Regions from separate parts of the Homo sapiens genome. Here all the other regions are linked to region 3. Evidence: chromatin loops called from intact Hi-C (ENCODE). Cell type or tissue: MCF 10A. All regions are shown on one strand. Links, peaks and the distances in the headings refer to the core of each region. The heading gives the core; the rest is flanking DNA. Region 1 overlaps ITGA2 (integrin subunit alpha 2). Region 2 overlaps ITGA2 (integrin subunit alpha 2). Region 3 holds the start of ITGA2 (integrin subunit alpha 2). Region 4 overlaps ITGA1 (integrin subunit alpha 1).

What was found. Hi-C counts contacts between places; a loop is a spot of excess contacts. Peaks named below come from ENCODE experiments on the same cell type or tissue, not always from the same donor. Only the 100,000 strongest peaks of a DNase experiment are listed, where the experiment ranks them.
Region 1: it touches region 3 in a loop (7-fold over the local background); 14 of 110 quality-filtered maps call a loop at or near these places.
Region 2: a loop joins it to region 3, with 2.9 times the contacts of the local background. A loop is called at or near these places in 3 of 110 quality-filtered maps.
Region 4: it touches region 3 in a loop (12-fold over the local background); 3 of 110 quality-filtered maps call a loop at or near these places.

What each region holds. Positions count from the first base shown.
Region 1 is chr5:53,093,960-53,101,620 of GRCh38, reverse strand. It overlaps ITGA2 (integrin subunit alpha 2), which reads right to left. Exons shown (of 30, transcript NM_002203.4): 30 at 6,842-7,661. MOCS2 (molybdenum cofactor synthesis 2) reads left to right here. Exons shown (of 7, transcript NM_004531.5): 5 at 112-262; 6 at 1,087-1,210; 7 at 2,954-5,942. The coding sequence ends at 3,019. Among named protein-coding and RNA genes, the nearest start is that of MOCS2, 12 kb to the left of the region's middle. In MCF 10A, for the core only: a CTCF peak has its summit at 5,487 (motif pointing right); a DNase peak (open chromatin) is centred at 5,490.
Region 2 is chr5:53,064,930-53,072,851 of GRCh38, reverse strand. It overlaps ITGA2 (integrin subunit alpha 2), which reads right to left. Exons shown (of 30, transcript NM_002203.4): 14 at 7,737-7,922; 15 at 6,875-7,011; 16 at 5,595-5,734; 17 at 2,592-2,743; 18 at 804-914; 19 at 157-239. Among named protein-coding and RNA genes, the nearest start is that of MOCS2, 41 kb to the left of the region's middle. In MCF 10A, for the core only: no CTCF peak of the experiment used is centred there; a DNase peak (open chromatin) is centred at 3,021.
Region 3 is chr5:52,986,376-52,994,297 of GRCh38, reverse strand. ITGA2 (integrin subunit alpha 2) reads right to left here and starts at 4,946. Exons shown (of 30, transcript NM_002203.4): 1 at 4,766-4,946. The coding sequence starts at 4,829. ITGA2-AS1 (ITGA2 antisense RNA 1) reads left to right here and starts at 4,012. Exons shown (of 4, transcript NR_186583.1): 1 at 4,012-4,208; 2 at 6,022-6,094. RefSeq lists a silencer at 4,993-5,142 and an enhancer at 5,607-6,806. In MCF 10A, for the core only: a CTCF peak has its summit at 4,294; DNase peaks (open chromatin) are centred at 3,987, 4,997 and 6,447.
Region 4 is chr5:52,918,537-52,926,458 of GRCh38, reverse strand. It overlaps ITGA1 (integrin subunit alpha 1), which reads right to left. Exons shown (of 29, transcript NM_181501.2): 16 at 7,561-7,727; 17 at 5,991-6,127; 18 at 3,572-3,682; 19 at 972-1,181. Among named protein-coding and RNA genes, the nearest start is that of ITGA2, 67 kb to the left of the region's middle. In MCF 10A, for the core only: no CTCF peak of the experiment used is centred there; a DNase peak (open chromatin) is centred at 3,898.

The sequences.
Region 1 (7,661 bases), core at 2,662-7,661, 110 kb before region 3:
TTACTATTAATTTACTATTAAAAATATTCCTTTTTTATTAACGTGCTATTTCTTTTGTAGGGAAAAACCTTATTTTAATTGTTTTCTTTTTCTTTTTTTTCATTTTTAAAGGGACTACAAGAAATAACTTTGAAGGGAAAAAAGTCATTAGCTTAGAATATGAAGCATATCTACCCATGGCGGAAAATGAAGTCAGAAAGATTTGTAGTGACATTAGGCAGAAATGGCCAGTCAAACACATAGCAGTGTTCCATAGACTTGGGTATGATTTCCTTTATCACTCTAAAAGTTAAGTGTAATTGTTTTCCATCTTTGTACTAACTCTGATTCTTGAATCTTTCTTAGTAATTCTATATTACCATGAGAGGAATATTCATGTATTATTTTTGGAGGACAATAGGGATGGCTGTTAGTACCTTTAGGGACTGCCTAGTGAGTTTTGATATTGGGAGAGCTCTTGTTGCCTCTGTTGCTGTAACAAACTGCAGTTGTGCCAAGACTTGCAGGCCCTATGACAATCTGTGACAGATTCTTTTTGATATAAATGCCTCGAAAGTCATTAGAGTGGTTTGCCTTTTTGTACCCCTAAAAAGAGAAGAGTTCTTGGCTTTAAAAAGAAGCCAGTAATTGAGACTGTATCTATCATACTCTGTTAGTTACTAGTTTGTTATTAATAACCAGTAGTTTTATTAATGGTTATTATCACTCCTATTACTTGATATGTATTATTTTAAATTTTGTATTATACTCGTTAGGACATAACTTTGTATTTCTAGGCATTACTTGGCACTGTGCCTTGTTGAGTCAGATGTTTGCTCTATCAATGAAAGGATTTTCCTTGGTGCCCATCAGGAGGGTTTAGTGGATAGATTCTAACAAATTAGCTGTAGCATCAGCCTCATCTACTGCCTCTGCTGAATGCTACTGCAATTAATTACTCTTTTCTAACTGTATGTTTACGTAAAATAGAACTACAGTATAATTCTAAGACTGCATACCTGGATTTTTTTTCATCTGTCTAGCAGATTCTTTAACACGTAGATTCAGAGATGATGGTGATTTTTTTTTCTCTTCATCTTGTTAAAGCTTGGTTCCAGTGTCAGAAGCAAGCATAATCATTGCTGTGTCCTCAGCCCACAGAGCTGCATCTCTTGAAGCTGTGAGCTATGCCATTGATACTTTAAAAGCCAAGGTGCCCATATGGAAAAAGGTAAGTTAAGAAAATAACACATTTTAGCATGTGGACCTGATTTTTCTCAGGAATTTTTAGATAAATCCCCCCATATTTATGGACTTTTTACTGACTGTAGTATCTTGTTTTCTTTATCTGTGAAATATCTTCTTTCCAAGATTTGTTAAGCATGAAAAATATGTGCCCCAAAGAATGCATGGCACACAGTAAGCCTCAATGAGTGATAACAGTGAGAATTCCTAGTCTGGACTGTTGGAGGGGTTCATACATGAAGTTATTTTCCTTGGATTATAATTCCCTTGAATTAGAGGGTCTTTCTGTTGGAGAGTGAGAATAATGCATTAGCTATTTAGGTAATGGCTAAAATAGAAATTCTTTAAAGTGAAAGAGGCTTTTCCTAGAGGTCCTTTTTAGGGAAGAAAAAAAAATGGTGAGATATTGCTCCCTCTGAGAAAATGCAGTGAGTGGATTTAAAAACAGAAATAGGAACTTCTGGCATGTTTTCTGTCAATAAGGGCAAGTAATTCTCTGGTTAAATAGAGCATTCTGATGGGATGAAAAGGCCCAACTCCCTAGTTTCTCCCCTGGTGTAGTAACATTAACAGTGGGATTGTTCTGTGGTTGCACATTCAATGTCTAGAATTGTCTAGAATTGCCTACAGCGTTGTGGTTGACAGAAAGCTGAGGAGTTAATGAACAGCTCAGTAGATGAAAAGACCAGAGCAGAGAGCCAGGGCTTTTAAAGGGCACTTCTCCCCTCCTTCCCAGGGGACCTGCCTCAGTCAGTGGTAGAAATAAGCAAGTTGGACTCATAACCAGGGCCTGGGAAATTTGATGACCATGTTTTCAGAATAAAATTGAAGCCCATTGTTAGAATACGTAGGGATTAGAGGATAGAATATGTGTGAAAGGAAACTTAGTGAAGCTCAGATATATTGTTCCCTTGCTGTGAACAAGGCTGACACAACAGGAGGCAGGCCCCCAGAGAGCGAGAGGTAGGAAGAGCATTCTAAGATCAGCTGCAAGCCTGGAAGGCAGGGGTAGCTTTCTTCACCAGGGAGGAAAGGGTGCACAGTCAGTGGACAGAAAGTAGATGGGAGCAACCCCAGAAATACAGGTAATGAGCAGGAGTTGGGGCATATTCTTGTTTTCATGCTTTGAGGACTAGTTGGGCTTCGTATTTTGCTTTTGTTTGTCCATAGAGAGTCCGAGGAAGTGCAGGAGTTCAGAGGACAGTTGAATTTGAATTCCTCTCCCTACAGAAATGGAATGTGACTAGAGAGTGAGAAGAGAAAGTGATATGTTCTCCTTACCCCTCCTTTCCACAAACTATGTAACTTCTAGTCTGGTTCTAGTCTCGGCCTGTGCTTTGAGATCATCTGTGATATAGGGAAGGGTGGCAGGTAGGTAGAGTGCATATGTCAAAGAACAGCTCATACCAGAGGGCAGCTCAAACTTGTTTAGGAACTTCTGAGAGGTGACCACTTAATTCAACAGCTAATGAAGATATCTGCCTTTGGAAAAGCATATTTAGAAATGTTGAAGTAGTAGGTATGTTTGGAAAGAAAAAAAAATGTTTAAAACTAAAGACTTTCTGTCTTCCCCTATGTAACCTTGCCCATGATGTCTCTCGTCATGATTGTTAAAAGAGGAGCCATTGAAATAGATGTGATATTCATTTGTCTGATTTATTCAAATATATTTTATATTCGTATAGTAGAATGGTCTATTTTTAATACCTGTTATGATTTTGTTTTTTAGGAAATATACGAAGAGTCATCAACTTGGAAAGGAAACAAAGAGTGCTTTTGGGCATCCAACAGTTAATCACTTATGTTTTTAGAGCATGCAATCTTAACTTTGTTAAACTATTATTATTGATCACATTTTGATTTTTTTCTCTCCACATCAGGATAGTTTACTGAAGCACAATCTCTTATACTAGTGGGACAAAAGGGAGAAAAAGGAAGCAAGATAAATGGGTATGTAGGATGAAGGGTTATTTAAAATGGAACTAAAGATAGAAGGAGGACTGTAGGAAGAAATGGAATAATTTAAATGTGAGGAAAGATATCTGTGGTAGACATGTCCTTCCATGACTAATTTCTAATTGTAACTCAACACACATTGAGGTATGGGCCCTCCTCAGTGACTTTAACTAGCTCAGAAACGTACTCCCCCACCAACCCCACCTCACCGCCCCCCATCCCGGTTCTGGGAGAGCATTGTTATTAAGGATGCATGACAGGAATGTTGGCAGAACTGGAAAGTATTAAAAAAGCATTATCAGACAGTCTTGATATTATACATTTTCAGAAATATATTAAAAATAATAAACTAAAACCCATGATTTCAAAAGTTTAAAAAGAGTATTTTCTTTTTTTTTAAATTGCCTAAAATAGTTCTCATTATGGAGATTTCTGGGATTTCAGAATCTATAATCTTACCAGAAAACTTTTTGTTGTTTTTTATTAGTTGTTAATTTTGTATCAATATACAAATCAGCACAAAATTGTCATAAAGCTAACTAGCAACAAGGTGGTTTGTGTTGAAATGTTTAGGTAAACAATGCCCCAATTTTTAACTGGTTAAGCTTTATAGTATTTTGATAGACTTGTACATATAAGTCCCATATAGTTCTTAAATTTTTTTTTCCAGCTTTATTTAGGTATACTTGACAAAAATTGTATGTATTTAAAGTATACAATGTGATTTTTGATACACATATACATTGTGAGGTGATTACCATAATCCAACTAATTAACATATTCCTCAGCTCACATAGTCCCCTCTTCTGTGTGGTGAGAATATTTAAGGTCTACTCTCAGCAAATTTCAGGTAAACACATAGCTCATAAAATAATAAAATACAGGCAAAATTTGGGCAGTCGGCATCATCACAAAATTTGCATTATGCATATTAAGAACAAAAGCTATACTTTCAGACACTTAGATTGAAGGATTTTTTTCTTATGTCTGGGACAAATAAGAAACGTAGTAATCCTATTTGTTATATGTAGTGAAAACATCTTTTACCTAAGGAACCCATTTATTCAACAAATATTTATTGAATGCCTGTTTTGTGCCAGGCACCCACCCAGTGATCTTTTTCTGCCAACCTAAAATACCTTGAGGAACACTCTGCATCTTATCTGTGGCTGGGACCCATAGGACAGCCACACTGACTTTAGGAATCACCTGGTTACATCAGTTGATGCTTGTTCATTAGTCCGTCTGGAGAGATTGGGCCAGAAGGATACTGGAAGGGCAGACAAACCCTCCGCCTACTTCCTCTGCCGGGTTCGGGTTGCCTGTTTGGTCTCAGCCTTACCTTCACAGTTCAGTGTCACTCTGGCTTGCCATCGAGCTTCCGCCTGTCCCCATTGGAGAGAAGGGGTGGGTGTTGGCTGTTGCATTATATCTAAAAGCACATTATCATGGGGTTACTGGGTCACTGGACATTTCTAGGATTTTGGACATAGGTTGTTAAATGGATGTTATGTCATATGCAATGTTGATAGGTATATGTGGATTTCAAGACTTTCCTACTTAGATATTTCTTTAGAAGTTCCTTATTGAGGGTAATGATGTTTTTAAAGAACATAGAACATTCTTTATGTTTTAAAAGAATCATGCCTTCATTAAGTAGGCTTTATTCTAAGTTTGGAACTGAGACTGTTATGCTTTTAAAGTCTCCAACAGAGAGGTTAAGGAGTTAACCTGGGGCATGCCAGAACTGGGATGGAATGGCCTTGAAAGATTTTAGTGCATTGCACTTGACTTAGATAGGATCTTTACTGACCCTTGCTTACTTAGGAGTGGCAGAGTTAATTGGTGGTTCAGATATTAAGGGGCTACTGTCACTCTGATATGTAGCTTTTCTATCATCTCTGTAACTTAGCTTCAAGTAACTAGAAGAGTAATCTAAAAAAAATAATTAGCCTTTAATCAGATTGCCTGCAGTGTTTCTTGGTCACTTTAAAGCCGTGACTTTGCATGATTGCTAGGTAAGTTCACTTAAGAAATAGGAAATTCAAATTATTTATGTTTCAAGTATTTTTGAACAGGTGGTAAAATGAAATTGATTTTTATCATCTTTGAATGAAAGTAACAGCAGATATTCAATGAGTGACTTATTTTGTGGACATTTTTGTCCTTTGGATATGATGTATAGAGTCACAATATATTTTCAGCCTTTTTTGAGAAATAAGTGATTTAGACATCTTACACAGTTACTGAGCACCTGGTACAGTGAAGATCTCTCAAGAATGATTTGTGTGATGTAGTTCGGTGGATCATCCAGCAGAGGGCAGTAGAGCCAGAGCCATAGTAAAAGTTATAGTAAAGTTGCTCTTAGCAACTTGAGTCTTACTTAGATTTAATTTTGCATAGAACCAAAAGTTCAGTTTAGTAGCCATTTTCTTTAAAGTCAGGCTGTAGTGGTTCCGAAATGAAAATTAGGCCCTGATTTTATGTAAGATGATGTCCAATCTTTAATTGACACCTTAAAAATATTAAAAGATTATGATAGGATCAGGAAGGAGTTTTTGAAAATGCAATTTGTAGTTTTTAACAAGTGATGTAGAATAAATAAAAAGAAGTACTTTTTAAAAAGTAAGTATAAAATTATTTTCCAGTTAACTATGGGATATAAATGATTGCTTTAATACAGGTCTTCCTAACCTGTACAGCATTTCCTAACCTGCTCTGTGAAAAACAAAGAAATAAAACTTAGTGCTCTCTTTCTCTAACATTTTATTTTTTAAGAGCTGGGAGGGGGGGGGTCTCATGTTGCCGGCCTTGAACTCCTGGGTTCAAAGGATCCTCCCTGCCTCAGCCTCCCAAGTAGCTGCAATTCCCACATTCAGCTCTCCAAGATTGTATTTTAATGTGAGATATATAGCAGACACACTTATTGATGGTTGTGCTGCAGTGAGCTGCCCTCCTGAGACGGCTCAGCACAACTGCGATGGGCAGGGAGGCATGTGAGAGAGCGCCGCAGACATGAATGGAGATGCTGGTGCATCGCTATTTATGGCAGCACACACACACTTTCCACCCTGTCTTTGCATTACTCTGCCATCTGTACAGCGATGGCAGTCTGTGAGCCCAACGTGTACTTACTTTATAACTTACAGCATATTTATTTCAGCATATTTACTCTTTAAAAATATTTAAACCTTCCTGCTTATTATGATTTTTTTTAAACTGTGCAGATGACTCTGCTTTTGCATGTTGCAGCAGTTTGGCTGATTTTTTTTCCCTCTCTATTCCAAGCACACATTTTATTTCAAAAGGTAAGCTTTAGAGCAGTGCTTCTCAACTTCAATGCAATATGAATCACCTGGGGATGCTGTAGAACTTACAATTTGACTTGAATAGTTTTGAGTGGCCCCTGAGATCTGTGTTTTTTAACAGGCTCCAGGTGATGCAGCACCATCTGTCCCTGGGCCACACTTTGAGGAGCAATGCTTTACACTGTCTCAAAACTTCGAAGGCAGTTTAAGAGTCTTACAAAAGAAGATCCTTGTGGTCACTGCTAGAAACATAGACTGGACACTTATGGCAAATTAATTATAGCCTCAGTCTTCTTAAATTGAGTCTTGGATGTGAGCAAAGTGAATGTATAAGATAAAAATAGTAAAATATATAACTTATAAAAGCCCAAAGAAAATGGCTTTATTTTCAAAACAATTGTAACAATATTCAATAATGTGGTATGAAAAAAGTGGGTTACAATAATGAAACTTTTCTGTTTGTTATACTTGGATATGAGAAAAACTACTAACTGTTGACTACAATTTAATTTTTGTTTCTCATAAATCAAATGAATTCTGCAACTTTTTGTACAAACATGCATTTATTTTTACAGTTTTTGTGGAAAGAGGCAAAACACATTTAATCAAAAACATCAAACACCACATTTGAAAAAAGACTTATCTATTATGTATAAAGGAAAATATCCAAGACAATTTCTTTAAAATATATACAATTCTAACATAGTTATGCAATATATACATTCATATTTTGACTTAATCTGCCAAAATAAACAGGTACATATGAAACTTTATTTACATAATGGCTACAGTTTCAGTCTTTAGAGTTCAAAGAAATAGTTAAGATTTTCACCTATTTCATACTTTTCCCCCATGTTTCTCATTCACCTCTAGAGGTTTAAATTAACCTTTCAAATTGATTAAAATGGGTATGCCTGAATGTACACAAAAGGGCATTGTTTTATGTGTGCAAATTGAAATATTAAAGATGGATCAGGGATCTCAGTTTAAGGAATCCTGCCTTCTGTATGATGATGTCTTAATTTTTGAGATTTTCATATATTGGGTTATAGCTATATATCAGGACAGGTAAATACATTATAAAATTATAACCTTTATAATAATTTTTAGTATAATCACTTGTGTGACTATAATAAATTGGCTTTAGTTTTACTCTTCACAGTTTTAATAGGT
Region 2 (7,922 bases), core at 1,025-6,024, 79 kb before region 3:
ATGTGGATGGTAGACATTGAAATTTAGTTTTTAAAGGTATTTATGAGTTATGAATGTTTCTTTTGTAGAAAAACTCTATAAACATTCGTTTGAATAAAGTAATCTAGTATGTCTTTTATTTCTACATTTTACAACAAGCTTTAAAGTAAAACTTACTGAGCAGCTGGTATTTGTCGGACATCTAGGACTAGATCAGAAATGCAAAGTCCGTCCTCACCACAGTCTTTGTGGAAAGGAATCTACGAAAAAGGAAAAAAGATCCATACATTTGCTCTTGGGTTGAAAAAGCAAATTACAGAAGAATACATAGAATATTATTCTATTTACATAAAGTACAAAACCAAACAATGTTCTAGGAATATATAAATGTTTAACAAAATAATAAAGAAAAGCATTAATAAACACACAATTCAAGATAATCATTTGCACAGGGGGAGCTAGATGAAAGTGTCTATGGCGGGGACAGCTATACGCAGAGCTTCATATGTATTGGTAATATTTTTTGAGTATGAGCACAAGGCATTTACTTTATTTTTATTTATTTATTCAACAAATATATATTGAACACATACAATGGGCCAGGCCCTGCTCTAGGGAGTGGAAACACAGCAGTGAACAAGAAAGACAAAAATCCCTGCTGTCATGGAACTTAAGTGTTAGTGAACTTTATGCATATGTAATTGTAGTTCATTTAGAAAATTAAGAATTTTCAGGCTGCATCCTAACCATCCTTCAGACACTATTGCAGTGACTGTGGAACTTTATTTGCCAGTCTAAATCCAGGAAGTGTAAGCTGCACTTACACTGAAGACCTTGGCAGTCTCAGAATAGGCTTCAAGGGCAGGGCTAGTGCCAGGGTTTTCCAGACTGATGTCCACACGCAAATCCAAAGAGTTGACAACATCAGAGGGCTCCTAAACATACACACACACAAACATACAGGGGGAGACAGAGTCAGTTTATTAGAGCATAGCAACATTAAAACAAGAAAATGATTCCAAATGTGTTTACAATTTAGAGCACAGTCAGCTCTCAATTATGTAGAATATCTTTGTTGTGAATAATCAAGACTCTCGCTTCTTTTCTTCCATCCTAATTCTGCTTTTAGCCTCTCTTCTACTAAGAAACCAAAAGAGACTTGGGTCTAGTAAGAATTTGAAGCAGGGATTCTTAGTTAAGCTCATCAGTTCTTGTCAAAAAAGCACTATGTCTATACAAATGAAACCCTAACATTTGAATTTGCCTTTTCCTCAGAAGCGGTATCTTGGTATTCTTTAGTCCATTCACAGGCAGGACTTACTCTTAACTCTTGGGGGCCTCCCAGAAGTCCTCCCAGAAGGACTTATTCCTTCTGGGGGCCTGTCTACCATGACAGCTCTGGACTATGAGGAGATGTTTCCTTGGCTGGCTGCGGGCTTAGCAAGTAGGATGTACTTTAACTGGCATTGATATCAAATAGTGAAAAAGGATTTTGTTTTTTTAAACTTTAAAGAAAAACAGCTTGGCTGTCTCCATTTCCTCACTAGGGATTGCATGTATAATCTGATCCACCAGTCAGCACAGGATGGGAGAGAAGGGAAATAAGATTTTTTCCTTTAAGGAATCTATAAAATTGTCACTTTAACAAAAAAGAAGTCTACGTCTTCACAAACAAGAAACCTTCAAATTGAAAAATGAACTAAACAACTCAACTGATTTTAATTCATCTAACCGTCAACTTTATGTTTTTCTAGTGTTTACACTTAGCATTTCTTGAAGTAAGATCTCTCTGTACCATCCATTTACATCAGAAATATTTGGGTTGCTCCTTAGATCTGCATATTCCTTGGGCCTTCAAACCTAGATTTCTGATGGTAAGAACCCAGAATATACATTTCCCAAAAGTTTCCCTGGCAGTTCTTTCGCACCTTAAATTCTGAGAACTGTATTCTAAGAAAGTACTTAAATATCCTTTTAAAAAAGTGATTTCCTGAGTAAATTATCCTTTCAAATGCCATTATGTGGTTTCCAAGGTGGAAATATTCACATCATTTATAAAATAAATTTCCGGCTGGAAGTTTTCTCCTGAAAAGCATTTTTCTCACTTGGGAAATTTTCAAAATCCATGTTAAATACAGTAATTACAGCATACGATTAGAACAAATAATTGTTATCTCATAATCTACTATATTTCATCTATGTTAACTTAAATCTAATAGTAGAAACCACAATTGGAGTTATTTTTCAGTAGCTGAACAATAAATAAAATTTTTCCCTGATAGGAAAATATCAAAATAACATTTATTGCCAATGGAAAGTTCTCTCTGTTAAACATTTAAGAAAACACTGTATCTATGATTTCTTTAAGAATTGTATTTTTAGCCCTTTCATTGCAATTCTAAATGAAATTTGATGTTGCTGACTTATATAATAGATTGTGACCATAAATATTAGCATAAAGTAAATATGCTTCTTATTTATGGAATTACATAAGAAAGGCATTCATTGGAAGGGTGAGCATTTTCTAACTCATAAGCTTCCATTTTTGACTTTTACCACTCTCTCGTCTTTAGGAAGAAATAAAGTCAAAAGGGATGTTCCTGAGGCCTTACCTGTATATAAATGATGTGCTCGGGGCAACTCTGTGCTTGATTTACTACCATATTCTTCTGCAGGCACCTTTCATTGTTTTCTTTAAATAACCCCCTGGAGGTTACTCTGGATGAAAATCCATCTGCATCAAGTGTGATGTTATATACAATGGCTATGATAAAAAAAATCATAAAGAAATGTTATTTCAAATCAACTTATAGGAAAAAGCATCTTTGCTTTATTGTGTCTTCTTGGACAAAGTATCTCACATCAAGAAAATATGGAAATAGTCTTCATATTGGTGGCTTGTGAACCATAGCTAGCACCACAAAGCATTTGTCATTCTAGCTCTGATGTGACGTAGGTGACTGTGCATACAAAGAAATGTGATTCAGAGAAATGTGGCTGGGAGCAGTGGAAAGGAAACTAGACTTGCCGCCAGGAAACCTACTGTGATGAACCTGGGCAAATTGCTCACTCCCACAAGCACGGGTTTCATTACTCATAACACGGAGACACAGAATGGAAAGGAACAGTTGCTGAGCGCCTGCAACTGGACACATTCTCATGTATGCCATACAAGTTTTACAATGAATCTGGAAAGTGAATTTTATTATCTTATTTTTCAAATAATGTACTAGAATAAGTGATGTAAAATAATTCACCTAAGTTCACATGGCTAGTCAGAAGTAAAAGTTGGGTATTTTTGAAATAAGAGCTCATATTCTTTCTGCTTCCATCCAGTTGTAAGAATTAATTGTTATTGTGAAGATTAACTGAGATACTCTAAGGGAACATGGACAGTGCTTGACCTATTCTAGATGCTCACATAGGGAAATGCATGCAACACTGCAGCAATAAAGTCTCAGTCAGGCAGACTTGGTTTGAATCCTAATTCTGCTGTTTATGAGCTCTGTGACTTGGGGCAATTTACTTACCCTCTTTGAACCTCTGTTTCCTAATACCAACTCATGAAAAAAAATTATGTGATAATAACTGATGTCAGTAGCCGATGTCTAAACTATCAGAATTATTACCTTCAACTAAAGTCCACTGGCCGTGTGTCCAAAATTGAGAGAGAACACCTGGTGCCATTCACAGCATCAGCTGCCTTATTGCCTTATTTGGGGTTATTCTATCTTACTTTATTATTTTCAATATTTTAAAGGTTGTATATACTTCCCAAAACATGAATTCTACATGTTACCTTGAAAAAAATCTATCATATATGTTGTACAATTTTTCTTGCTCCAGTGACTTAACAATGCCAACAAAGATAGATAAAATATTAAAGAATTAAATAAACTAAAAATAAGTTGTGAAGATGATGTAAAGGAAAAACAATGGCAAGGAGGTGAGTGCAGTTAGGACAAAGTTAGTCCACATTATAATGCTTTTCCTTTTTTTTTCAAGCAGCTTTATAAAAATGATACATCGCTTCATGGGCTATGTTATTAATCTTAAAGTGAAGTGTGCACCTGATGCAATAAATGATAGAAACCATATGCTTTATAAATTCACTTTCCACAGTTGTGAAGATGGGATTCACGTCTTACATACTATTATTGCCAAGCAATGAAGTGACAAATGAGCTCACAATCATTTCACTTGGCTTGTCTTTGTGGACCTGAAGGCATCAGGAAAAAAGATTTAAAGGGAAAGATGCCCAATAGTAAGAAAGGCCAGAAACCCTCGGCAGCCTGTGGATGGGAAGGAAATTCTCTGAAAGTAGAATTTTTGAGTGTGCATCACCATAAGGGTTGAAGTATAGTCAAAAAGGGAAGATACATGAGACACCTCTATGCTTCGGGGCCAGAAGAGCTGACCAGTTTGCTGTTTCTGCCAAATAATATATTTCCCAAGTTAACCTATTAGGCAGACTAGCCACAATGTTTATGCAGCAACGGTTTTTGACTTAACTATCATGTGTGCTCAGTTAGATGTGCTACATGGCAGGTCAAGTGACATATGCTACTCAAAATTGGGTCAATCTTTGAACATCTGCATGGAAAACTTCCAAATGGATATGAAAAGTAGGAAAATATGGAAAGCATGTTAAGATTTGAATCTAATTTTGCTTTGTGTTCTCATCTTATTTGTATCTTGGTATGAATTATGGCAAATAACCTGCTTCTGTATTTTCAGCTTTAAGTTAATATGTTTGTCACTTAATTGAATTCCTATAGGAACTACAAGTTCTGAAGTTTAAAGCCAAATTCTGACGGAATGGGAATTGGGACCCATGAAGCAGCAGTTAATGAAAGAAGGTAGCTTTGAATCAAGTGTTAAATTGCAAGCTATGCATTGAGCATGGTGAGATAATTGGGGCAGAAGAGATGAAGGTGAGATAGTGTGCTTAGAAAAAGCTTTGAAGAGGAGGCAGGACCTCTGCCAGGCCTTGAAAGACAACTTGGCCAGCCCAAGAGAAAAGACAACAATTCCTGCTGATGCTTGCCCACAATGATTTCCTCATCCTTCCCCATCTGATGAGACATAATTCAGACTTTTACTCATTTCTCTGTATTATTTAGAACATTTAAAACACTGGGTAAAAGTTATATATTGCTTTTCATGTTTTCTTTCATTATTTCATGTTTATTAATTCCTCAACGACAGGAAAAATACTTGATACTTTTACTGAACCTGTCCTATATAGATCATGGCATAGCCAACATGATATAGTCATTTGAGTGGCAGTTCAGCATAATCTGTGTATGCTCAAGGTTTTAAGTAAGAGAAATGGAGGTAAGAGAAACTCAAAGGATGGAAGCAGGAGGGCCCTTGGTTATGTCATAGAGATTACAACTTTCTGCAGCAGAACCTTCTAGAGATGTGGAAGGAAGATCTAAACAAATCTTCCATGACTAGTGAACCATTCTCGGGCATCTCCAGTGTAAGGAAACTTAAGTGTCTATAACTAAAACCCTTATTTCTCTTGGCCTACAAACCAAAATATGTTATATTCAGGACTAAAACTCTGTAAGCCAACCAATTTCTATACAGATTATTTCAGATCTACGCACCCACTTGATTGTTTTGCTTAGTAGGTCTGAACTTTGCACTGAAGCAGAGTTTGAGAATTATCTGAGCATTCTTGTTGACCAAAGTGATTTTTTCTGGTGTGAATGAAGCTTCTATAGCTACATCAGCAATACTTTGTGACCTAAAAGACATAAAGAGTAACAGATGGATGGATGTTATTACTGAGCACACGTATTATATCCTTTATCATAGAGGACCCAGTACCAGCATTACTGAATTTTTCTCTCTACTCTCTATCAAAGCACTTTAGCAGTAGTATATATTTGAAAGCTCTAAGATGGCAGACAGAGATAATTTTTTTTTTAATTTGTGACTGCATCACTAACACAATACATGTTTAACATATTAGTTATTTATTATACTTTAGGTTCTGGGATATGTGTATTTACTCTTGATATGCTACTCTGAAATGATTTTAACTGATTTATTCAGTAAATATATTTTCTTGTTTTTTTAAAGTCTTAAGTATTATTCTTGAGTTTTATTTTTTCCACATAAAAGTTTCATTCTGCAATAAAAATAATGTACTTCATTCTTTAAAAGCACAAGTGAGATTTGTAAATAGTATCATTAAACTCAGAAATAAAAAATAATCAATGAATATTATTTTTCTGTTCTTCAAATATTTGTACATTTAAAGCACATTTTTTGACAGAGACAAATGAATGGAGATTCTTGATTGAATAAACAACTTCTTTCTGATTCTATTCCCTTGCCGGCCCAATATACTTATTTTTGACCTTGAATCACATGACCTTCACACTGTTCTCTCTGAATCTTCAACTCCTGTGGAGGTCAATGAGAGGTCAGCTAAACCTAAATAATGGCTTATTGTTTATGACTAATAATTTTAAAATATACCATTCAGTCACATAGAAGTTACACTTTACTTGTGTGGTCTGAATTTTCAGTATTTTTGAATGCACTCTCATGAGGTTTCCCTTCTGTATGCTGAGATAAGGCTATTTATAGGAAGATAACATTCAGAAATAGCCTGGATACCATTTCCAGAACTTTATGTTTTCTATGTACTGTTTTACTCACCATATGAGGAGAGAACTATATTTCTAATGGTAAGCAAATATATCTATTTTTCCTACTTGGAAAAACACATTTATTCCTTTGTGCAAACTATGATACATCGATTCCCTATAGTCTTATAGAATGCATGTGGCATTTCTATAATACCAGTACAGACATCTGTTCTGCTTTCTTAGCAGGTAATTTTTAGTTAGTTTGTGTCTGGCTCTTCCTGACTCACCAGAGTTGAACCACTTGTCCAAAGGCACCAATAGACACATCGGTGATGGAATCCCCATTTAAATCTCCATAGCCATCCAAGGACCTCCCAAAGTACTGGAGATGGCTCCTAAAGGCTCCATCGGATCCCAAGATTTTCTAAAAGAGCAGGTTTGACACGAAATTATAGTACACAACAGCTGAACCAGAAAATGGCAGCCTCTGAATTTCATTATTATATTTTCTATATAGTAATGTCCCAGATTGTGTTTATTCTCTACAAATTCTAAAGATTCATTTTTTAATCACATCTTATTATCTGATCTCTGCATCACTCTTACAGCCACATTTTCATCGAAGGGACAGCATAAATCTTTAATAAAAAATCATAAACCAGTGAAAAGATCAGTGGACTTGGAGCAAATTGATGCAAGTTCAGGTACAGGGTTAATTTCCTAGTTCTTTTCCTTCCAGTCTTACTCCAAAATTGGCTGCTCAGTGAGGCCTCATTAGTCACCCCTTCAACCACCTGATACTCCTATTGCTGAAATTTTATTTCCTATTTTAGTTTCATTTGCTTTTTTAAAAATTCCTTTATTACTATCTGGAATACTTTATCTTATCTACTTCTTTCTTTTTATTTGTCTCCTCCAATATAATATAAGGCACACAAAGATCAGAATTGTGTCTGTCCTGTTCTTATAGCATCCCCAGACTCTAGAACAGTGCTTGGGCACACAGTAGAGGCTCACTTTATATTTGCTGAGTGAAAGAATGAAGTTACAAAATAAGGCGGACGGATTGCATGGTTTACATGACGCTTTCTATGTCTAATATGATAAGACCCACAAATACATACATCACCATAACAGCTCATGGATTACCTGGGAATACTTTGTGCGGATAGTGCCCTGATGACCATTGTAAATGTATACAGCTCCAGAATTCTGATTTTCTAGTGGTGAACCAACAATCACATCATTAAAGCCATCCATGTTGATGTCTGAAAGAGCTGCAATTGCTGAACCAAATCGAGTGTTTTCAATGCCCTCGGGGCCTTCAAGAAATTG
Region 3 (7,922 bases), core at 1,879-6,878:
ATGCTTCAGGGCTGAGACAATTTCCTTTCCCCATGTTTGGATTTTTTTCCAAATAAACTCCAACCTCTCTCAGCCATGTTTTAAGTTTTCTCTGATTCCACCTTGAGCCTAACACACAGCCTTACATAAAGTAGATACCTTATAAGAATATTATCAAGTATTAGTTTTATGAAATTCACTGTAGCCAGATCAATAAAGCCTCTATGGATCACCTGAAGGGGCATAGGAATCACTGTCATACACAGAGTCTATTGTCTCATGATTTGCAGTGCTAGGATTCTCCCCTGTAGGGAGCCACTCTTCTGTATGTTCTGCTGGTAAATGATTGGTCACTGAACAACTGGAAAAAAAGAACTCCACCAACCTTCCATTTCTTTCACTTGCCAATCAGAGCGGTGATCTTTCATGGTTTCTCTTGTTTTATGCTGTGCTAAATCTTTTACTAATATCCCAAGCTGAGCAGTGTTGGTAGTCAAGACTTATGGCTTTAGTGGTAGAATTTATGTGATGCCTGGACACTTTTGGCCCCAAATATTTTCCCCATTCTTCCTGAAATTCTTGACTTTATACACATTGACTGAACATGTGTCTTTATTTTGCTGAATGTCTAAAATTACATCATGAGAAGCTCATCTCTTTACATTAACAAGCTTCTACCTTTTAATATCTCCAGGGCTGTCAGCACATGAAGACAGGGAGTAGTCATCATCCACTTCGGAAGGAATTTAACTGACACAGCCGCTCACAGCCACTAACTCTTGATGTTGAAATCTACCTGTCTTGGTGATCATCCCACAAGGTGGTAAGGGGTAGGTAACACTGGAATTTTAATCTTAGGAAAGTGGGGAGGCAGTGATGATATTTAAGCAATCACTTCCAAACCAGACCATACATCAGAAATATATGAGCCATTGTAAATACTGAATCCTAAACCCCAGTCCATAAATTTAAGTCAAACAGTGGCTCAGGACCTAGTATTAAGAGAGCAAAGCTTAGCTGAGGTTGGGCAGGTATAACTGCTAAGCCATAGGGGAGCAAAGTTACTTTATCAGAGGGCGGCCTAAGTCCCATTAAGGGGCTGAGGATGAGACCAGAGAGGTGGTTTAGGGTGGGACCCAGCAAAGGTAGGTTACCTCAAGCTTTCCTTTTTGTTGCAAAAGTAAAAGTTCTCTACTTTATAATTTTGCTTGGGATTGACCCTTCTAGCATTGGATAATGGTCAGTTGCAAAGAGATGAGTGAAAAGGGGTGAAAGCAACAATGCAATGAAGGCAAAGGGAGTATTTGGAAAATATTTTCACACTAAATATGGTATGATCAGGTGTAGTCATAACAAAGAATGGTGTATATAGATGGCTTTAGAGTGTGTACATGTGTGGGCATGTGTGTGGTGTGTGTGTGTGAATGTGTATTTGTGTTCAGGAAAGCATACAGTAAAGAAAAGATTGGATAGGTAGAATGTACCTTTTTATGACATGCCAAGAAATTGGCACTTTACCCTACCTGAGATGGGGAGCCACTAACATTTGAAACAAAGCAGTAATTGGAAACATATAAGTGTCTTAGAAAGATATCATTAGTGAAAATGAAGAGAATGGGTTGGAGAGATAAGAAAAGAAAATCCAGTTTAAAAGTTACATACAGACATAAGATGAGGGACTGACTGGGTGGCAGGAGTTGCATGGATGGGAGGAGAGCCAAGAGAATTTGGAGAGTGGCTGTGAGGTTGAAAACATGGGGACAAATTCCTGGCTTTCATGTTTGTGTGATAATAATACTGCCATTAAACAATGGTAGCCAATAGAGGAGAAAATTCTGGAGGACACGTATTAAATTCAGTTTTGGAAATGTTGAATCTGGCTTACTTACAGACTGTCTAGCTGGAGAAATTTGGTGGCTGATGGAAATACTGATCTGGAACTCAGAAGGGGAGGCTGGCTGGAGATAGGGACCTGTGCAGGGAATGGGCCCAGAGACAATCTGCAGAATGAAGAGGAGGATTCAGGATGAAACTCTGCAAACACCAACAAGGAAAGAGCCTGTGAAGGAGATGACGGGAGAGCAGCGAGGAAAGGAGGAGAAAAACAGGAAGAGAACAGAAGCCAGAAGTACAGGATGTTTCAGGAGGAAATTAAATATCAAAAGAAATATTTTTTTTACAATAAGAAAAATTAGAATATTTACAGACTGAGGGGAAGTTACATTAGGGAGAGAATTTGAAGACGTGCACTGAAGAGGGATGAGTGCTGGGGCAGGGTTTCAGGGATAGTAAGAAAAGATGTGGTCTAGAACCTGGGTGGAAGGACTATCCTTGACCTGTGAACATACTGGAGAAAATACGTGATGGCCTTCATTTCAAAATTACATTTGCCTTCTGCTAATGGCCTATATTTAGTTTATAGATTATCTAGGCCTCTTATGTTCTCTCTTTTTCATCCTCAGACTGCCCATTTACCATTTTCATGGTATTAAGCACTTAGAAATGAGCACTGAAAGGTGATAAATATAGGACTAAACTATGAGTACATTTTCTTCTTAAGCACCTGTGAAAAGGTTTCTGGAAAGCAAATTTGAATGTAAGTGTTAAAATAAGATTTGAAGGTGATATGTTTTTAAAGTGGTTTGCATGTATGCTAGAGATGATACAAGATGTCTAAACACACATGTGTTTTATACATATTAACAGGTATATATATGTATATACAATTGTATATACATAACACGGCATATTGTATACTCAAGGAACAGGTTTTCTCTTAATTTAAGATCATCATAATGAAGCTCTGTCACATACATAGCTTTTAAATTTGAATTTTTGTATGTGATATGATGCAATTGTACATACTATAATTTTATAACAGTTATGTGTGTGTGTGTGTGTAATGATAGTGAATGAGAAATTTTATACAGATAGGGTAATGCCATACAAAATTTTAGATACTACTGAGCTAGAGATTTCACTTATTCATGTTAACCTGGGATACTCATGGTACCAAAAAACGATGCTGCTTCTCCAGGAACCTCAAGTGATATCACAAATGAGAGAGCTTTCTTATGAGGATCTTAAATTAAGAGAAAACCTGTTCCTTGAGTATACAAATGGCTGGAGTAGGAGGAGGGAATAAATGCACAAAACTTTTGCAGATGTTATTTTCGATCATCTCTGCTTGCTTGCCCTGAGGTGTCCTTATTAACTCCAGGTTAAGTCTCTGTTCCTGACTTCATGCCTTGCAGCGTTACATTCCATTAAAGAATTTCTCACTGCTCTTTACATAACAAGCCTCAACATTTCAAAGATAAGAAAATGATGTTATGTTTCCACAGCTTATTTTAATACTGGGTAATTACAGAGAGATGAAAAGCTTGGGTTTATATTTCTATTAGCTCTAGTTGTATTCCAGAGACTCATTTTCAATGTCAAGTACAACTTTACCTGAAATCCGTAGATTAGGGTTGGTGGCCCCTCAAAACAACTCATCTGGTTCCCGGAGAAAGTATCTGAAGCACCCAATACAGGTGAGACAGAAAACCTAAGATGCCCATTCTCTGCTCGGGCTGGGGACAGTGGTGCTATTTCTCTCTTATCTCTGACCTGGAGAAAATGCCACCAGGTTGACGTGGACTAGGATTCATTCCTCCACAATAAAGAATAGCAAGTGGCTGAATGTCAGTCTCAAAGGAGGACAGCTTAGGAAATATTTATCTTCTTTGTAAAAAAAAAAAAAAAAAACCACACACACACTTTAAAATCAGAGACAACTTTTTTGTTTTGTTTTGATCGCTGTTCAAACTACATTATACAAACGTGTCTCCTTCTCCCTCCAAATAAACTAAAATTCTTAAATTTGACCACACTCTAGCTCTGCCTAATGGTCAGGGAAAAAGTACTCAGGCGATGGTCCCACAAAAGCTCTCCACCCCAGCCTTATTTCCTCCTCTTAGTGTAAAAGAACTCAGGAGGTGGGCGGGCCCCACTGCCACAGCACTACAGTTAGAGCGGCTGCTCCGGCTTATTCTCTCATTGCGGCATCTAGGATCCAGAAGTGAAAAGAACTTTTCCTAGCCTAAGTTTACATTCGTCGAATAGACAATGTTACAACAATAAGAGGAAGGCAGAAGGGAAGGAAGAATTCCCCTCTGCCAAGTATTTAAGTGGCGCTTGGTTTATTCCAAGTCCCCCCGGGAAGAAACACAGCGCTTCGTCCTCAAGTAAGAAATAGAGGCATTATTCACATCCTTGGGTTGAAAAATAAGCATTTTGGGGCTCGCAGGCTTCTGCAAAGCCAGCAAGCACCGCGCTGGGGAGCTGCAGGCCGCCATCAGCAATGGATTCCGGATTTCCCTGGTCTCTGGCAGGCGCGGCACCTGTCTGAGCCAGGGGAAGTTGGGCTGCAGGACTCGCGGTCTCCAGGACACCCGCGGATCCCCACACTGTCCATGCTTGAGTGCGTGCGTGTCTGTCTGTGTGTGTGTGTGTGTGTGTGCGTGTGTGTACCTAAAACAAAGCACTCACTGAGATGACTTTGGAGGGTGCTTAACAGACAGGGCGAGACGCGCCTAATGGGGACGCAAGGCCTGGGATAGCAGGAAGGGAACGAAGAAGTATCTCTTTCCAAGCAGGTCCTGGTGGCTGGGAGCCCGAGTCCACGTGGAATCCGAGGGAACACACGGAGCTCGCTCCCTAGTTCCGCCCAATCCCTCCAGCGAGCCCCAGGAAGCCGCGCGGGTCCCTCCTGCAGCCGATGCAGAGCGAAATCCCCGCTTACCTTGACTGAGCGCTAACACCAGCAGCAGCGGCAGCGGCGCGGCCCCTGTCCGTTCTGGCCCCATCCTGGGTCTGACCGGGGGACCGTAGTTGCGCTGGGTTTGCAGAGGTTTGCAGAGGATACCCTTGGCCGAGGGATACGAGAACCTGCACACTCTAGAAGCTGTCCAGAGGGCTTCTCTCCCCCGCCCGGTGAGAGCAGGGAAAAGTTTCTGGGCAGCTCCTGCAGCGCCGAGGGCCCGCCCCAGCCCGCCCCTCCTGATTCCGCAAACACCGGATCTGCTCCGGCCGCGCCCCGCCCCACCCCGGCCCTGCGGCCCCGCGGGCTGCACCTCGGCTCGTCCACACGCGGGGCACCGCACCTTGGCTCCCGTACAGCGGCCCAGCCCCGGCAGCCTGGAGGCGGTGGGGATGGGGATGGCGCCCTGGCAGGCTTTCCTGCCCTGGACGGGACGGGTGGGCATATCCGACGGGCGAGCGCCCGCCCTGGCACCACTCCGCCCCCGCAGCCTGTCGCCAGCACGCAGGAGATGCCCCAGTCCCCGGGAGAACGTGGCCCCTCCGCAGCCCTTGGCAGCGCCCGGCTCCTGGCAGCGGGTGCCGAGGGCACTAGCCCTAAACCACAGTGCCTAGGGGCTGCGCGGTGCGTCCCTTTCTCTGTTTTTCCTAAGTGGGTGGAGAAAGGGACAAAAATAAGCGCAGAATGACCAGGTTAGAAACTAACTCATCAGGAAAGAAGATCTGCTCACAAGTTATGATTATCCAAGGTGATATTTAAGCAATACCTGCTGCAAGAGCTGTGTGTGTGTGTGTGTGTGTGACAGAGAGACAGAGAGAGAGAAATCATCATTACTTCCTCTCCTCCGAGATAATTAAGAGCTGATTTAATGACTGAGTTTAGGAGATTAACTTCAAGGCCAGAGAAAAGGCTGAGAGCCCATACATGCACTTGTGACTCTCCCTGTCTACATTACACCATGACATAGACTGTGACCATTTTCTTCCATTATTTCAGTCTCACATCTGGAAAGAGAACATTCTATATCCGAGATTTTTAGTTAAAAACCTAAGAAATAGGATATTAATTTTTCTTGTCTGAATCTTATGTTTTATCCAAAAGTTTGGCCACAAATTTCCAGCACATTGCTGAAACCAGAATTCTTCCAGTGACTACTTTTGTGAAGGAACGAACTGTTTTCATAAATCAAGCTTAAGGAGTTATGAGTCTAATAATCATCATTATTGTCATCATTCCAGATCTTCATGGAATGCTACTATGAGCTGAATGGGATGCCTGAGATACTGCCTCTAGGAAGCAAAGTGGCTCAAGGTGGGAAGGACTTAATAATTCATAAAAATCAAGCTCTTCTCTTTACTATAGATAGGGCTGATGTGTCACATTGTTAAAGTATTAAATTGGTATGCATCAGATGTTGCTGCTGATGGCTTATGACTAATACCCTTTGAACCCAAATTATATAGTCCCAGGCTCTTTCCTGTTTTCTTATCAGTCACTTACTGGCTGCACTTACTCACCTTGACAAACACCTGAAGGCATTTTTTTCTGAATTGTCTGGGGTACTCACCTGCTTACTAAAACTCCGGCTATCACCTGAGAGCTCTTAGGTGGCTGCTCACTAACCGGTGACACGATTTTGACGCTCCTTACAGACTTTTTGAAGGAAGTCAGCCAGGTTTCAGGGAGATGAATATCTGTCTGTTTCCTTCTGACTCACTGAAATGTGAGTAAGTGTTTGGAACAGACCTGTGTTTGGGAGGCAGGACACTTCCTTTAATGTGAGACAGGAATTTGTGTTTTATCTCTGGGGGTGGGGGGAAATAACATGCATCCTTCTTGGTTTTTGTTCTCAGAACTGGACAAATTAACATTACACTGTCATGAAGTGCAGAATAAGTCAGGAGCTACGATTTTCCAGAGCCAGGCAAAACTTTTAGAAACAAAGAACAAACTCCTGCCTCACATTAATTTTAAGAGGATAAAGTGTTCCTGAGACAAAGTAGTTTGAGAACCCCTTCCAGGGTGCTCTCCTGCCTAGTTGCAGTTGTGAGGGACACCACATTCAGAGCAGGAAATATGGAAGGTTAAGCTGGGGCTTCTCAAACTCTTTGGTCTCAAGAGCCCTTTACTCAGTAAGTCCTTTAACAAAAATCCTATTATGTGTGAACATAAATAATGTACATTTTATGAAAAATAACTATATTTCTCCAAATGAAAGAATCCGGGAGAAGAGTGGCATTGCTTTACATTTTTGCTAATATTTTAAATATCTGGCTTAAAAACAGACATTTGGATTCTCAGATCTGCTTCTGCATCCAATCTGTTACGGCATGTAGTTTTGGTGAAATTATATTGATTAATCTGGTGTTACACAGATATGGACTTAGAAAAACAGGAGATAATTCTGGATAATCCCCTGATACTACACCAAAACTCAACAAGTGGTAGTTTCTTAAAGTTGCAATGTGGAATCTGAAACCATATCAATGGTTTTTCCTATTCCGTGGCATTAAAATTCATTGATCTGCTGGCCTCTCCGTGTCCCTCTCCCTTTCTCTTCCTGTGAGTGCCCAGTGATGAAGAATACAATGACCACCAGTCCCCATCCTTGTTCTTGCACCATGAGGGCAAATGTCAACACAGTGAAAAACGCAGTAACGTCTCAGTATTGTTATGAAAATAGTTTTGACTTCACTGGCCACTTGAAAGGATCTTGAGAGACCCAGAGACCCTACTCCAAAAAGCACTCAGGGGTGAAGTGAGGCCTTCCCCTCTTTTTCTTTTCCTTAGCTCAAGACAGAGTTTTGTTGGGGAACACGGCTCAGATAAGTTTCCCCAGTGTTTCCTTCTGATCTGTTGTATCGTCATGCCCTGCCCTCCTTTGTTTATCCCGTTTTCATATAGACAATCACCCAAACCAGAAACCTCTGCTTTCTTCCCCAGGTGCACCACCAGCCCCCTGCTAACATCCCATTCCAATTCTGTCTTTACACCCTACTAGGGTTTTCTGTGCCATCTCCTATTTTCTGTTCCACTGCTAATCTCTCTTTGGTTCAAACCCTTTTGATCTTTCACCATGGTGACAAACTCCCATATAATCTCTCTGTGCTTCCTTCTCTCCTGTTCCAGTTCATCTTTT
Region 4 (7,922 bases), core at 1,491-6,490, 67 kb after region 3:
TGCTAATTTTTTGTATTTTTAGTAGAGAGGGGGTTTCACCGTGTTAGCCTGGATGGTCTCGATCTCCTGACCCCGTGATTTGCCCGCCTCGGTCTCCCAAAGTGCTGGGATTACAGGCATGAGCCACCATGCCCAGCCTGTAATTAATATTCTTAGTTGAATCCAAAATATAGTAATATATGACATTATTTTTAGGTTTGTCTTAGTCATCATGTCTCTAAGTGATATCCTAACAGATAGAGAGAAACGTCCATGAAATCTGAGTTTACAGAAAGTAGACAATAGTGTTTTAATACTATGTATAATATTAATAAGTGCATTGCTTTTAATATAAATTGTATGTAATATTAATTAATATAAATATACACAAAATTTTAACTCAGTGGGATTCATTTGGAGATCAGAATTAAGAGCAAAGTTCACATTTGGAAACACTGATTACCTCTGATATAGCATCTTACACAGATTAATATATTTTATTGCCAATGTAATAAAAGAAACCTCTGTTACAAATCAATAAGACACAGTTATTTAATACAAATATCTTGCCAAAGTAAGGATTTTGCATAGAAAGGGAGATATGGTATCTTGATTTTCCTGCAGGTAAATTTTTTTTGCTTAACACAGAGGTACCTCTCTGTACGTCTGTTAACTGTTTTGGCTTTGATTGTTATTATTTTCCTTGACTCTGTTTCAGTTTCAGTGGTTTAAGGATTTTATGAAACACACAGTTTTTATACATGAGCTATCCTTTTCTCACACAGAATCTAAGAAAAGACATACATATTTGAATAAATAAAACAAAACTTTTTTAAAAAGCTTAATACTTTCACCATTGGTGAGGACTAATGTAAAAAATTCCTTCTATTCTTTCAAAATCAATCTAATAAAAGCAATTATCTCAGTAGCATGAAAAGTAGGCCAGGTAAATGATGTTAAGAGAACAAATAAATGAAAAACTGGAAGTTTACCTCAATTCCTGAAAAAACTAGATTTGGAGAATAATGCACTATTGTCCTGGTGTTATAGGCACTGTCCTTTGTATTTTTGACTGTGAGGCTAACGTTGAACTTATCATTCTGGGATCGGACAATCAGCAGGTCCTTTTCAGTGGTGGCGACATGCAGGCTGAGGTCTGAGATACATTTTTCCTTATTTCCACAATCTTTGGCAAAGGGAATCTGAAATGATGACAGGAAAGAATTTTTCAAAATTTAGCTACGCATTGTTGAAAATTACCCATCAATTTGTGTAACAAAAATGGCATACAGCCAAAGTAAGTTAAGCAACTCATAAGGAGAATTTCCCTGCAAAAATCTTAAGGGATTTTATATTTATCCCTGTAATTTATAGGGGAGAAGAGTAAACATTTACTTACAAATGTAAATTGTGCTTGTCCTTTTAAGAACGCACAATTTTCATGGGTGCTTTGCACTGGCTTTTGTCTGCCAGGGAAGGACAGTTTTGAAATACAAAGTCAAGTACTGCAAGATCTAAATCTACTCAACTCTAATCATGAGATTTTTCTCTTAAAATTAATCAAATACTTAGGAATATCATAAAGCTCAGTTGAGAGGGTGGAAAACGGTCAAGCCACAAATCTAGGAGTTTTGCTTGATTCTTCTTCATTGACCGCCTCTCCACCACCACCATATGTAACTCACCAAGCCCTGTCCATTCTACTCCTCTTCTAAATATCTCTCCAATCCTTTCTTGCTTCTGCAGTCCCACCACCACCTCACACCCAAGCATTCTCATTTCCTCCCTGAACTAAAGTAATAGCTTCCCACGGGGCTCCCACATCCACCTGTTTCCCTCCAACCACTCTTCACTCTGCTGCATCCTGTCGTGTGGCTGAACCAAATAAAAACCTTCAAAAGCACTGCACTGCTCTTTCAAAAGTTTAGAATTTGTGCAGTGGCACCAAGTCCCGAATGACCCGGCCCCTGCCTTTACCTCCGGCCTCACCTCACGTCACCTCCTTTCTTGCTCTTTAGCGTCAGCCACACTAGCGAATGTCGTTGTTTCCTTCATGCTCAGGACTTTCACACTTAGCATCCCCTCTGCTCCCCAAACTCCCCTAAATAGGGTGGAAATCACCCTATCCTTCAGGGCTCCACTGAAATGGCACAACTTCAGGAGGGCTGTCCTGACTTCTCAGCCTAGGTGGAAGTTCCTAGAGAGCTCTGAAATCCTCCTCCATAGCATATGCTCTAATTACTACTTAATACCTGTTTCCAGTGTTAGACTGTAAGCTCCAATGCCTGGTATGTATAAGACAATCAATATATCTGGTAGGAAGGAAGGGAGAATGGAAGATAGGTGTATGGGGAAAAAGAATTCCCCATCCCTCATATCTCTTCCATTGGAGCCACGCTAGTGACACCCTCCCTCTTCTCTCCCCTCACTCCACTCTCAGGGGTGGCACATGGACTCTAACTTTGGGAACAGGAACTAAGTGAACACAACTCAGTCCCTTTCTCTCATTTCTATTCTCAGAGCAGCTGTACCCACAGGAAGCACACATTTGGCTCTACTCCATTTGACAAGTTTTACAAGGTGGGCTCCATGAAGAAGGACAGAGATGGATCAGCACTGCTGATGACCTAGGTGGTTACTGGTGGTCTAAGTCCATGCTTCAGCGTGAGGACACCCTTTATACCTAAACCATACACTGCAATCCAGTGCTTATTAGAATAATGGGGGAGATTTCTTTCCATTGGTCCTAAATTCAAATGAGGTAAAAATGAGTGTCATTTATTAGTTTTCTTAAACTCCAACAATAGGAAATTAGAAGGATTGGAAAAAGTCTAGAAGAGCCTAATTCTTTTTTAAAACATTTTAAATTGATTTAGGGTTATGTGTGCATGGGTTTCAAGCTTTTTCCTAATGTTACCAGGGCAAACCTGGAGATATGGCTGAGAAAGTTTACTATTTTCTTGAAGAGTAGATAACTGAGAAAGTTCATTATTTTGTTAAACAGTAGATAGCTGAGAAAGTGCATTATTTTTTCTTAAACAGTTTTTTTTTTTCTAGTCTATTTATCTGTAGGTAAGCTTGCTGAAAAACAACTATAGACGGCCTGGGAGCTTCAGGACCCTTTGCCAATTACCAGAGGAAGATAAAGCCATTGAGAAAACGGAGCAAACAAGAACCAGCAACCCCTTGTTACCTTTAGATCATTAACATGTCATTATAATGCTAAAGTCCCTGCCATAGAAGAAAATGGCCACCATTTCTTGAACATATGTTGTATAAGGAAGCATGTTTATGAGCTGTACTTGTACATCTGGAGTTCCTCTCTGGACATGCTTACATATACCTCCCTGCCCCACATCTAACTCCTTAAAATTCCCCAGGTTTTCACAGCTTGAAGAGAAGGTCTTTAGAGCAAGAGCTCCCTCTTTCTCCATTCCTGACCAGGAATAAAATCTGCTTGCCTTTTTTTTCTTTCTTCCAGTTAGTTGTTCGTTCTTTGTGATCAATGCAGAGTAGTGAAAAAACACAGTTTACTAGTGACATTAAAATGTTCACAAGTTGGTATTTTGTATTTTAAAGAAATCTGACTTACATATTCATGTACTGAGTTTGGTAGAGAATCATCAAGAACAGGCCCATTTTCTGGATCGGTAAGATTAAAGTCCAACGTTATTCTCACAGAGTCCTGAAAGTCATGCTTGTCCTAGAGGGTGAAACATAAAATATATCACTGGTATCATATTTACCGGGTGTTCTGATCTTGTTATGTCTCCTTCTTCTGTTCCCAAGGGTCAGGCTTACTGCAGCATTCTTGTGCATCTAATCTGACATATGATCTCATCAGGCTTTTGCTTCCCTGGAGAGGGATTGGCATTCTGACAAGGGGCATAGGGGAATGTGGAGGTTTCAGAGTATGACCTGTTGACTCACTTCCAGTTCCTCAGAGGGCCCTGCTGGAGTGATGGCAACATCACACTTGGCTGTGTCAACATAGGAGCTACCTGCATCACAATATAGTTTTTCTTGAGACCTCAAGCCAAAGATCATTATGTAACACTTCCGGGAACATTTCCCAACTTCAGAAGGGCAAACTTTCTATAAAATGAGTTACATTTCATTAATATAATATATACCTACAGCTATAAGTTTTTGTTTGTTTGTTTGTTTGTTTGTTTGTTTGAGACAGAGTCTCTCTCTGTCACCCAGGCTGGAGTACAGCGGCACGATCTCGGCTCACTGCAACCTCCACTTCCCAGGTTCAAGTGATTCTCCTGCCTCAGCCTCCCGACTAGCTGGGATTACAGGCATGTGCCACCACACCCAGCTAATTTTTGTGTTTTTAGTAGAGACGGGGTTTCACCACGTTGGCCAGGCTGGTCTCGAACTCCTGACCTCAGGTGATCCACTCACCTCAGCCTCCCAAAGTGCTGGGATTACAGGCGTGAGCCACCATGCCTGGCCAAGAATTTTATAATGTAAAATTATTTGGAAAGGATGTGAATATGATTAATACTGTTAACATGCCACCAATAACAATAATCATTTATAGTATTCAAAATTATGAGCTTTATATACATTATTGCAAATTATTTCAACAGTCCTCTAAGATGAGTAACTATTATTGTCCTTATTTTACAGATGAAAGATTGACCCTCTAAGAGACCAAACGACGTTGCCAAAGTCTCTCAGAATGTGGAATATTTGGGATACAAATTCTACACTGGCTGACTCCAGAACAAATTTCAAAGTGCTTCTTTCAAAATCCAAAACAATTTTCGAAATTTTGAAAATATTTCAGTCCTTTAAACACCAGTACCTGGACATAACTTAGACACTGAATTTGTGGACAAACATAGACTGAGATGATTTTTAGCAGGTTGGAGACAATGCCATATCTGGTTTCATACCCATTCAAATTTTATCCACATTCTAATTCCTAAGTGTTCAGTTCTGATTAACTAAATAGGAGGGGCAACTCCAGTGTTATTTTACCAAATAATAGATTGATCTTGGTCCTGACAGAATAAGCTTCATGATAAGTATCATGAAGCATATCAACATGAAAATCACTGAGGAAGAACAAATGTGGCACAAAAGGGTGCACATTTTCTGTCACTCCCCTGCCCCTGAACTACAATTTTCAAAATACAGACTATGAATATATCAATAATACAGAAATAAGTCAGAAGTAGGAAAATTGGCCTGGTTCCTTTAAAGCTCCAAGTTTACCGTCAAGTCTCTAAGTCTTAATGTCAGTTACTAAAATCAGTTTCCTCATTACCTTCATGCTGCTTCTTGTTTTTATCACTCTCATGTACATTTTAAGAAAATGTTTAGGAAACTCCTGCCCTCTGTTGGGAACATTCCCCATATACACAGTGTCCCAACAAAATACATTTTAAATGATTCACACTGGCTTACCAGCCATCTCTAAACATTAATAGTTTGATTTCCAAAACTCCCTCATCCACTAAAATTAAAAAAAAAAAAAACTGAAGTAGCACAAAGCCTACAGATGATAGAAAATACCAGATAATTTTCCCCTTCGCTCTAAAATCAAACGGCGAGATATGTAGTTACATGGATCCCAGAAAGCATACAGCCCAGCAGTCTGCCCCCAGAGCAGTTAATCACTTACCAACCACAACTGACAGACAAGGCCCACAGAAATTAAATGTTTTCAAGTTGAAGGAATAAATGAATGAGTGAAAGAAATGAAGACATGAATAAGGTTTCTTGTCAACTAGAACACTGTGTCTTTTCCTGCCGTTCCATAATATATGGATGTCTGATAATGCAGACAGGGAAGACTAGAGATAGTTTTACAAATATTTGGAAATGAGAAAATTAGACCTGCGATTTTATGATAAAAATGAACAAACAAGATTTCCTTTATGACATCATAAGTGCATTTTGAAATAAAACAGTAAGAATTTGATTGACTTGAAATAAGACATCTCTACTGTATTCTTGATTTGGAATAAGGCAGCAACGATATATGATTTACTTGCCAACATGTAGAAGGAGTGCTTAGTGCATTCTGATTTTCGAACTGTGATGTTCCTTTGAACCTTTCTCTCTTGAGTTCCAGAGAAAAAACTTCGTGATATTTGTCTTAGTGAATCTAGGGTGACACGGTACTGCAAATCTACAAAAATTTTAAAAAATAATTGATGGAAATGTTTATTTGAAGTGATTCTCATATTGTACAGATTATTAAATTAGCATTATAGAAAAATCTCTTTGGCAATCAATCAAAAAAGATTCTATTGTTCAGCATATCCACACTGTTATAACAATGATATTAGCAGTCATGAAGATAACCTTGAGGAACTCTATAGAACTGGTCTCTGAGTTCACTGTGCTTTCAGTGTCTAATTACATTTATTGTTTATAATTCTTATACACACATGCACACCTGCCTATCATCTAATTGCCAGGCCACCACTGTATTTATTATATTTTCACTTAAAACATTCTTTTTAAGTTTAGAAATGTTGGAACCCTGCTTAGAATATTGATTATGTTATATTTCAATAGGGACAAAAATATACTTTAGTTATTTATTTACAAATATATACATTTTAATCTATTTATATATAAAATGACATTATCTCAGCTTATGGTCAAACCACTATTAAGGTTCAATAAAATAAGCATACCACAATAAAGAAAATAAATGAAATCTTACACTGTATATGAAGGCTACAATATTCCTTATTTGATCACTTAATTACTTTGCAAAAATTAAATAAGACTGAAATAAAGTTACATATAAAACTCAAAATCATTATTTTATGTTCTTATACCTCATTGATCTTTCTAGTCAGGAGGCTATTTCAGAGCATATACATGCACATATGGAACAAATCAAGAAAAACAGATTTTAAGGATTAATGGCTTTTCTCATTCTGCTTGTATTTGGTTACAGAGTAAATTTCTCTTCTTTAGCCAATGGCCTTTATAGCTTTGATTCGAGCATATTTCAACATCATTAAAAAGCTGCCTTAGAAAGTGGAGAACGGAGGGAGGAAGAGGAAGCACAGGCTGACCTGATGCACCTGAGAACACACACACAGAACAAGTCTGACTCTCGGAAACTAGGGTCACCTCAATGGAACAAAGGATCTCGGAAATGTGGGAATGGTAAAGTATTAGGGTTCTCTGCAATATCAGTCTTTCCCAAGAGGGGGCAAGAGAAGGGAGAGAAGAGTCATGGTAGAAACCTACAGGAAGGAAAACTGGGCCCATTTGTAGCTCAATTTCTAAACTCTACCTCTGAATCGGTATTTTTTTCTTAAGCGTCTCATTGTACATAGCAAGTAGGAGAGCCAGACAGAAACTATGGAGTGTTGAGGGCACTGCATACAAACATGTAATTTCTGCTCCAGAATTGACTGGGTTCCATAACCTATTCCTTTTGCAACAGAATTTTTTTTCAAGGTTCTGCATCTTCACTGGGGCAAATATGACGTGCAGCTCACCATGTGGGGAAAATACAATATCCTACTGGACTTCATCATGCTAGAGCAAATATATTGTCCTCTACCCAAAAGTACTTGCTATAATTATTTTGCTTACCAGCTTCATAAATCGTGTCTTCTTTAGACTTTAATTTCACATCAAAACACACTGTAGCATTTATGCATACTGTTTCCTTTCCCTCCATATGGCAGTTTTTCTTTTGAATATTCACTTTATTTGGCTCAAAATTCATGGTCACTTTAACTACGGCCACATCTCGGGACCTACAAACAAAAACAATGGGATTACTCACACATTTTTACATTTAATGAATGTCATCAACTTGGGAGTGCAAAGTGAGTGCATGGAAGAGGGTTCTGCTTCATGTATAATACAGCGCTCAGGACTCCATTTCTTTAATTAATCATTGTTACAGAAGAGATTATATCTGATGTTCTAAGACATGTAGGTTATATTTG